Regions from separate parts of the Homo sapiens genome. Here region 2 is linked to region 1. Evidence: read pairs that join two places in POLR2A ChIA-PET (ENCODE). Cell type or tissue: GM12878. All regions are shown on one strand. Region 1 overlaps DOCK7 (dedicator of cytokinesis 7). Region 2 has its middle 100 kb from the start of ATG4C.

What was found. Peaks named below come from ENCODE experiments on the same cell type or tissue, not always from the same donor. Only the 100,000 strongest peaks of a DNase experiment are listed, where the experiment ranks them.
Region 2: POLR2A ChIA-PET joins it to region 1 with 5 read pairs; 2 of 35 experiments call an interaction of 5 or more read pairs at or near these places.

Annotation. Positions count from the first base shown.
Region 1 is chr1:62,619,171-62,624,170 of GRCh38, reverse strand. DOCK7 (dedicator of cytokinesis 7) reads left to right here. Exons shown (of 50, transcript NM_001367561.1): 13 at 4,178-4,271. Among named protein-coding and RNA genes, the nearest start is that of ANGPTL3, 24 kb to the right of the region's middle. RefSeq lists an enhancer at 885-1,385. In GM12878, no CTCF peak of the experiment used is centred here; a DNase peak (open chromatin) is centred at 2,000.
Region 2 is chr1:62,883,907-62,888,906 of GRCh38, reverse strand. No RefSeq gene overlaps it. Among named protein-coding and RNA genes, the nearest start is that of ATG4C, 100 kb to the right of the region's middle. In GM12878, no CTCF peak of the experiment used is centred here; no DNase peak of the experiment used is centred here.

The DNA of each region.
Region 1 (5,000 bases):
GTCATGAATCAAGATCAGAAAATTTTGAAAGTCTTTGTTGTAAGTGACTAGGTGACTAGAACCATATAAGAATGGGGAGAAAATTTGTATTAGCGTAACAAACTGGAGTAGTACATGTTTTGGAGTGGATTAAGGGAAAATGCTAGTAATTCCTTCAAAATTCCATTTTCTGAGATGTTATTCTGAGTAAGAAGAGGAAATCCTGGCTTACTGATATCTCATAACTTGAGAGGGCAAGAATTGAGGGTAGACCTCAATTGAATGGACCTTGAATAGACAGATAGCAATCTACTTGAAGTCCCCTTCACTGTTACATATCAGTAGTATTCATGGGCATCTGCTCTGAGAAACTCACAGGAAAAAAAGCCAGTGATAAATGTCTCAAATGGTATTGGTCTTTTTATTATGGACAGTAGTAAAAGAGAGTCTAGAGAAGACTGCACTTTCATAAAGTGATAGACCAGATATAGCTAGGAAATGGGGTAATAGATTTGCTACAGTGACACAACCTTGCAGGTATGTTACTTCCCCCTCTTTCTACTTCTTCAGCTGCTACACCACTTCTGTTGGTATTTCCACAGCTTTCTTTTCATTTCTTCAGCCTGCTGTTTATCAATAAATTGGTATTATAAGCATAAATCAATAAGCCATCTACCCCCTATCTATTTATCCAACCAGTATTTTTTGAGCATTCATCACCATGTTCTGGACACTGTTTTGAATACTGTTACTATAACTGGGAAGTAGCACAAAATGATTATGAAAACTTAAAAATAAATGATTGCTGGAAACATGGAGCAGTGGAAAATGTTTACAGTACAGAAACTGTTTAATATGGTTCTGTATTAAAAATTTTTAACCATGAGCATATACTATTTTTGTAACTATTTTTAAGTAGCTAGAAAATTATGCATCAGGCAAATGCAAATTAAGTTAAAAAAAGAGATTACCATTTTAATTAAGTAGAATTCAAGGCACAGATTTTTCCCTAAATGAGACACAGAAGGCAGTTTTTTCTTTTTCAGTTTATGAGCGATTACTGTCTACAGTAGGGATATAGTAATCATTAGTGTTTATGTACAGATTTAAAATGTGTTGGCCAGGCATGTCGGCTCATGCCTGTAATCCCAGCCCTTTAGGAGGCCAAGGCTGGGGGGTCGCTTGAGCCTAAGAGTTCAAGACCAGCCTGGGCAACATGGTGAGACCTTGTTTCTGGGTTTTTTGTTTTTGTTTTTGTTTTTGTTTTTGAGTCTTGCTCTCTCACCCAGGCTGGAGTGCAGTGGCACAGTCTCGGCTCACTGTAAGCTCCGCCTCCTGGGTTCATGCCATTCTCCTGTCTCAGCCTCCCGAGTAGCTGGGACTACAGGCGCCTGCCACCATGCCTGGCTAATTTTTTGTATTTTTAGTAGAGACAGGGTTTCACCGTGTTGGCCAAGATGGTCTCGATCTCCTAACCTTGTGATCCGTCCGTCTCAGCCTCCCAAAGTGCTGGGATTACAGGCGTGAGACGCCGTGCCTGGCCGACCTTGTTTCTATAAAAATAAAAAATATTAGCCGGCCATGTTGGTGTATACCTGTAGTCCCAGCTACTTGGGAGGCTGAGACGGGAGAATTGCTTGAGCCCAGGAGGTTGAGGCTGCAGTGAGCAATTATAATGCCACTGTATTCCAGCCTGGGTGACAAAGTGAGGCCTTGTCTCAAAATAAATAAATAAATAAAATGTGTGAAGTCAAAATTATTAGAAATACATAGATATTTAAAAAAAAAATCAAACCCACACAATAGTTTTGAAGACATTTGTTCTATTTGTTGACAGATATATGTTATCTATTTTTTTCAGTGGTACAGGACAGTAAACAACCAATGTAGAGGAAAGGGTATCAGCTAGACTACTCCAGTGAACTAGGCTCATTCACAAGTTTGGAGGTTGGCTGAGATCAGCTAATATAGGCTGACTTCTACTGGGAAGACAGAAATGACTCAGCTCTGTGACATGTCTCTCAAATTCTACTGTCATCTTCTAGCAGGCTAGCTTGGTCATGTGCTCATAGCTCTGACAAAAGTTCAAGAGAGAGAGCAAACTAAATTGTGCAAATGTTTTTCAAGCCTCTGTTTGCATCATGTTTGCTTATTGGCAAAGCAAGGCATGTGGCCAGGCCTAGGGAGGGAATTGTGCTTCACTCACCAAAAAGGCATGGAAACAGGGAGTAAAGAATGGAGACCAATAAGTACCGAAAGAGAAAATATAATTTAATGGGTGAAATAGAAATAATGAAGACTAGAAATAATCTGAATATATTATGAATAAGGACCATTTAAAAATTAATTTCATGTGTTGGCAACTTGGTCTCAAAAAATTTATATTATTTCTGTATGCACAAGAAAAGAATATACTTTTTCAACAACTGATAGAACATTTACAATAATTAGTTATATTGGGTCACTGAAGAAACCTTGTAAAGTCAGATTTTCTAACCATAACTCAATAAAACTAAAAGCTTTTTAAGTTATTAATAAAAAACTATAACCACTTAGAAATTAAGAATTATTTTTTCTAAATAGTGAGATAAAAGAAGATCAATTCTATATCCTTGTTTAGAATATAATGATGAAGAGCAAATGGGTTGTGGCTCAAGGTGAGTTGACAGTAATAAAGTAGCCTCAAATATATGCATTACCAAATAAGATAAAAGAACAATATATGAAATATGCATAAAACAATAAAATCTCAAAGCAGGAAGATTGGATTGATAAAATCTAAAGACTGACTCTTTAATAAAAGAAAAACTCTAGCTATTTTAATTGTAAGAAGAAAAAATATTAACATTAAATTGAACATTTGTGTTAATCGGCTATGGGTAATTTGTTTTGTGTTTTTCAAGGTCTCTTCATATTGGTTGAAGTCCTTTTGGAGTTTTCTTTCTGGCCTTAGTATGAGGACAGTTGTGATTTTCCTTAACAGTAGTTTCTTCCTCCTCCTATTCCTCCTCCCCCTCCCTCCCTCGTCTAAATCCTTCCTCCCTCTTCTTCCTCTCTCTTCCTCCTTTCTTCCTTCTTCTCCTCCTCACCTTAGCCAGTGCTGCAGATTTTGCATTGGAGAAATTTGTGATATAAAGTTGAAAACACAAATATGAACTAAAAAGTAATAAATTTATGAGACTCAAGTATTTTTATATTAGTTTGCTTTTTGATTCTGTTTTATGTCTGTGTTCTTATTTTTCTCTTCTCTTTTTCATCTATCTCTAACTTGTATTGGTTTTCTTTCCTTTTTTTTTTTTTTTTTTTTTGAGACGGAGTCTTTTTCTGTCATCCAGGCTGGAGTGCAGTGGTGCGAACTCAGCTCACTGCAAGCTCCGCCTCCCGAGTTCACGCCATTCTCCTGCCTCAGCCTCCCGAGTAGCTGGGACTGCAGGCGCCTGCCATCCCGCCCGGCTAATTTTTTTTTGTATTTTTTAGTAGAGACAGGGTTTCACTGTGTTGGCCAGGATGGTCTCGATCTCCTGACCTCATGGTCCGCCCGCCTCGGCCTCCCAAAGTGCTGGGATTACAGGCGTGAGCCACTGCACCCGGCCAGTAACTTGTATTGGTTTTCTATATTTGAGAGTATTTTGTAATACTTTATAGGCATAGATAATGGACTATAAATAAGAAAAAAGACAGTGGTATTATTAAATCTTAGTAAAATTTGAAAGCATAAAAAAGGAAATAAACTGGTATGATATTTATAATCATAATTTTAATTTAATTTTTTATTCTAACTACATTGTAGGCATAAGGGCATGCTTACTAACAAACTATAAATTTATTTTTCATCATATATATATCTTTATTTATTTATTTATTTATTTTTATTTTTGAGACAGAGTCTTGCTCCATCACCCCAGCTAGAGTGCAGTGATGTGATCTTGGCTCACTGCAACCTCCATCTCCCGTGATTCTCCTGCCTCAGCCTCCCATGTAGCTGGGACTACAGACACGTGCCACCATGCCTGGCTAATTTTTTTTGTATTTTTAGTAGAGACGGGGTTTCACCATGTTGGCCAGGCTGGTTTCAAACTCTTGACCTCATATGATCCGCCCGCCTCAGCCTCCCAAAGTGCTAGGATTACAGGCGTGAGCCACTGTGCCTGGCTATATTTGTTTTATCAAATACTTTTTCCTCTATTATTGAAATCAGGAAGGAGACCGCTTAAGTGATGAAGATCTCTACAAATTCCTTGCTGATATGAGAAGGCCATCTTCTGTCTTACGGCGACTAAGACCTATTACAGGTATTTAAAAATTTTGAGTAGAAATGGTTGCAACTATTATTATCACTACTATGTTGTATTGCTTATAATTATGTATCTTTTTTTTTTATTTATCTGGCCCAGACATTTTTCTATGCCCAATGCCTGTCAGTCTTCTTCACTTTATTAACTATCATGTGATCTGACAGTTTGGATGCAGGATTCAGCATCTTTGGTACTTTGAGTGCAGTAGTCCCCACTTACCTATTGTTTCTCTTTCCGTAGTTTCAGTTACCTGTAGTCAACCACGATGTGAAAATATTAAGATATTTGGAGAGAGGAACAGGGAGAAAGAGACCACATTCATGTAACATTTATTATAGTATATTGTTATAATTGCTCTGTTTTATTATGAGTTAGGGTTATTAATCTCTTACTTTGCCTAATTTATAAATTTAACTTTATTGTAGGCATGTATGTATAGGGAAAAACAGTATCTATAAGGTTGGGTACTGTCTGCAGTTTCAGGCATCCACTAGGGGTTGGGTCTTAAAATATATCCCCAGCGGGGGATGGAAGGAATTACTATACTAAAGTGAGTGTGATGAATAATATCATGGCTTAAAATTATTTTCTAGAATGGTAATAGAATGGTAAATATTAAAAAATAGATTCATATTATGATTGGAGCAAACCATTCCAGAGTAAAAATGTCTTAAAGTTTGCTAAGTCAAAACTAAGTCTTTTAATCTTTGAAATGACTTAGCTTGT
Region 2 (5,000 bases), 260 kb before region 1:
TTTCTAATAGAGCTTGTTCAAAGGTAGAGGGTTCTACCATCATCATCATCTTACCCAAGGACTCTTTCAATAGCCTCCCAAGTAGACTCCCATCCCTCCACTCTTATCTTCATCAATACATCCTCTATAGAGCAGGCAGAGTAGTTTTCAGAAAGTGCTAATATTACAGACCCATGCTCCTTTTCTTAAATAGCTCCCCACTACATAAAATAGTAACAGCTCTTAATGCTGCATGGAAAGCCCTGCAGCCTCATGTTCAGTGACTTCCCATACATACCACCAACCCCTTACACACACACACACACACACTTTGTGCTTCAATAATACCAAATTATCTGTAATTTTCTATACACAGTATGCTATTATGCAACTTTGTGCCTTTGCATATTCTGTTCCCTCTGTCTGAAATGCCTTCACCCTCTCCAGAACCCACGTTATGTACTGGAAAAACTCCTATTTATATGTTTCCATTTATAATAGGTTTGCTTGGGCATAACCTTTTATGAAACCTTTTCACTTCCTCCCCAACCTACCCATCTCTCAGAGTTAATCATTCCCTCCTATGCTACCTCTGTACCTTTGTACATGGTTCCATTATAGCATTTATTATACCATATGGAAATGTAAACTGGGTGTGGTGGCACACACCTGTAGTCCCCGCTACTTGAGAGGCTGAGGCAGGAGATATGCTTGAGCCCAGCAGTTTGACGTTGCAGGGCATTATGATCGTGCCTGTGGATAGCCACTGTGCTCCAGCCTGGGCAACAAAGCAAGACCTCATCTCTAAGGGAAAAAAAAGAAATGTAATTATTTACATGCCTACCTTCTCTACTTTCTTGGGCTCCTCAAAGGTAAGAACCAAGTAATATTCCTCTACAAATCCCTAGTACTTGGCATAGTGCTTAGCACACAGTAGAGCTCTCAAGTATTTGTTGAATTGACATGACAAAAGGATTCTACGGTAGAAAACAAAATTAAAATGTTTGAAATTCCTCAGTAATTTTAAGTTAAATAAAAGGAACCCAAGGCTAAGAACAAGGACAAATAGAAGAAGGGGAATTTTTTTTTTTTTTTTTTTTTTTTCCTGAGACAGGGTCTCGCTCTGGTTGCCCAGGCCGGAGTGCAGTGGCATGATCTCAGCTCACTGCAGCCTTGACCCCCCAGACTCAGTAATTCTCCCACCTCAGCCTCCCAAGTAGCTGGGACTGCACCCGGCTACTTTTTAGAATATCTTTAGTAGACATGGGGTTTCACCATGTTGCCCAGGCTCCTCTCAAACTCCTGAGCTCAAATCTATATGCCCACCTCAGCCTCCTAAAGTGCCTGAGGCCAGAAGGGGAAATTTTAACCCATAAATTCCTACCATCATTTTGCTTTTGTCTTGAAAAGCTTTAATCAGGAAGCTGGTCCCAAAGAATATTGGGCCATTATTCTTGATTTTCCAAAAAGGGAATGCTCAAGTCAAAAACTGAGACACTTAATTTATTCACCAAACATTTATTGAGGATATACACATACAATTCATGGTGAAGTACTGGGGTAATCCAAAAGGGATATTTTGAGGCTATAGTAAAATAATAAAAGAGTTTTACTGTATAGAATTATAGGATTATTAATATGCATAAGGAGCCTCTTTACATGGAGTTATCCTATATTATGTACAATGCAACTTTATAATTGGGATAAAATAGTGGTTTGCATTTATTGGGCATTCATTATGTACTAGGAACCACGCTAAGCACTTCGTTCATTCATTCAACAAATATTTATTGAGGTCTAAGATGTTATAGGCACTGTTCTAGATGCTAGGATTCAACAGTAAGCAAAAGACACAAAAACCCCTGCTCTCTAGACATTTACATTTTGTAGGGGGAAACACAATAAATAAGCAAACAAATAAAACAAAGATTTCCAGATGGTGATAAGTGCTATGAAGAAATGTAAAGCAAAGAATGAAGATAGAGACTTCTAGATGGGAGGGACAGTGCTGGCAAATTTCACTGCAAGACCATTGCTGATAGAATTGACACAAAGAGTGAGAATGAGAGAGGGAAATCAAGGATGACTCCAAGGTTTCTGGCCTGAGCAACTGAATGGACAGCCTTGCCATTCATTGAGATAGAAGACTGTAAAAGAGGCAGCTTTTGGGGGCAGGAGGGTGCAAATGGGGCTTTAGCTTTGATTGTGTTAAATCTGAGATGCCTACCAGATGGCCAACTGGAGATGTCAAGCAGTTAGTTAAGGGGAGAGATCCAAGGTGGAGTTATCAGTTTGGAAGTAGCAGCCATATAGATGATATTTAAAGTCATGAACCTGGAGGACATCAACAAGGAGTATAAAACAAAAGAGAAAAGACTAAGGACTAAGCTCTAGGGCACTCCAACATTGACAGATTGGAGAGATGAGGAGAAATTGAGAAGGAACATTGAAAGAGGAGAAAAACCAGGACAGCAGGGCATCCTGCAAGCCAAGAGAAGAGTGTTTCAAGAAAGAAGAATGATAACTGTCTTGAATAGTGCTAATGAGGCAAATAAAAAGAAAACTATGAATTGATCATTGCATATAACAACATGGACACAAGAGTAGTAGGTTGACACCAACAATATTGACTCGTTCAAGACCCCTAACAATACCTATATGATAGGTATTACTATAATTCCCCAGAAATAAAAATTGAAGCACAGGCAGATTAAATAACTTGCACAAGGTCACACAGCAAGAGAGTGGCAGACGTGGTATTTGAACCCCGGAAGTATAGATCTAGAGCACATTTTGCCTTGGAATATGGGAAAACAGGAGAGAGACCTTTTATGGGAAGCTGACTCTGTGGCAAAGAAGACCCTAGAATATTCCTTTTAACCTATGATTTTGCTGGAGCTCTATTTCTGTTCATGCTCCTTGATCTAATCTTCCAAGACAGAAAAAAGGGCATTGATTGACTTTAAAATTCCATTTTTGTGGAGATTTTCTGGATGAATATTTAACAACATGTGACTAGTCTAATTAGCTCAAATGGTTAGATCACAGTGACTGACACCAGGGGTACAAATGCATTCCTTAACATGGACCAGTCAGGTTTACAGAAAAAGTCTGTCTTGTGGACACAGAATACATTTTTTTCAAAGCACAAGACTTCTTCCAAATAGTGAGCCACACAACTTGTATTATTCAATTCTCCCTTCATTCCAGGTCATATCCAAGGCTTGCCTCAATGTCATCGTCTATGATAAATGATGACTAGGAACAGATAGAAATGTGAATTCAGACGTTAGAGATGCTATGTAGTCACAGAAGAAAGAAGTGTTAGTGAAAGATTTGTTTAGGATTTGGCTATCTTACAATACCATCACCCCAAATACTCAGAAATTATGTTTTAATCCCTGAAAATCGATCTTCATTGCTGCCTCAGGCTCTTTTCAACCCCTAGCCAAGTCAGGTCCTATTAAGCTCATACCCACATTCTCTTCCTCCTCCTCCTCTATGGAGATGCACCACATTGCCATCTCACCCTACCAAAATAATTCTTGCTAGGTAATACTCCTCACTGTCCCACCAGGCCAAGGATCTGATTGTCAGAAGACAAACAAAACCATCACTGAAAAATGTATGTACACTCAGTTTTTCCACTTTTTTTTTAACAGCATGGTAGAGGTGGAAGGGAACAGAAAACAAAAAGCATGGTCCTACTGATACAGCAACAACTTAATTTTTCCAGACAGATCCAAGGCTGGTTCCTATAAACTGGAAAGAAAATTTGACCAACAAAAGAAGGAGTCTAATCAGAAGATTATGAACATAATAAGAAACTAAGTTTCCCACTCACTGGTAGAAAGGTTTATTACAGCTTACGGGACATTTCAAAATGATTTCTTCTAAGTATCTTGCCTCCTTTTAAAAATCATGCATAGTCCTTGAATATGATGAGCAAACCAGCTGGGTGATGTTAAGTCTCTGTCCATGCCTGGCAGGTAATACAATGCACATAGCCATATCCACAACTGCAAAGGTTGATTCCCCACAAACCTCCCCAGCAGTATATGGATAAAAATGTGAATTTTTTTTCAGCACAGAAGCTTATACATAATCCTATTACTATCCTAGGCACCTATTAAATATGATTGAAACAACGCCCATTGGAAGTCTTAAAACCTTAACCACCAGTTTTACTTCTAAAATAAAGTAAACTGCCAAAAGTTCTGATAAAAGTGACAATTTATATTTTTAAGTAGTACAACTGGAATTTTCCTATAGCTGTAGACAAAGGAATTCTTACCCAGATAAGCAGAAGAGCACCAATAAATTTAAGGTAGCTTATGCAAGTTAGGCACTAATGAATGTCATCTTCTGTTTTGTCATGAAAAAAGATCTTTCTGCTGCTAAAGGAGACTGATTTAGATTATGAATAGCTGTAGTGATTTGCAAAAATGGCTCCAGAGAGATAGAATGAGACTCCATATACTCATGGCACTTGAGGTTTCTGCCCTTTTTGTTGAAAATTAATTTGTCCTGTGGGTTATTGGATTCTAGCTCAGCCAATGTATATTGCTCAGTCATCACAAATTTACTTAAAATTTAGTGTAGCTGAAGTTCATTCAACAAGACAAAAGTCTACAGTTGAAAGCTTCTAAAAATCTTTTTTAAAAACTGGCTAACTGTAATTGAAAGTGCTGGCATCTAAGTAGATTCACATAATGTTTTGCAGGTATCAATATATACTATATTACTATGTTAGAAATAGATTTTTCACTTGTTTTCCAAGAAAAAGCAGCTAGGGAAGATTTATCATCCTTTGGTAAGAAGACATTTTGGTTGAAGCTTCCACATTCTGAAAACACTTAAATCCCTAAATTCAGATTGGATTCTGTAATACATACCACATACTGCATTCATTCACATATACTGTAATATCACAACAAATATTTTAAAAGCAAATAAGTTATATAATTCCTGATGCTTCCAAATCCTAAATACATCACACTAAAAACAAATTAAAAGTACAT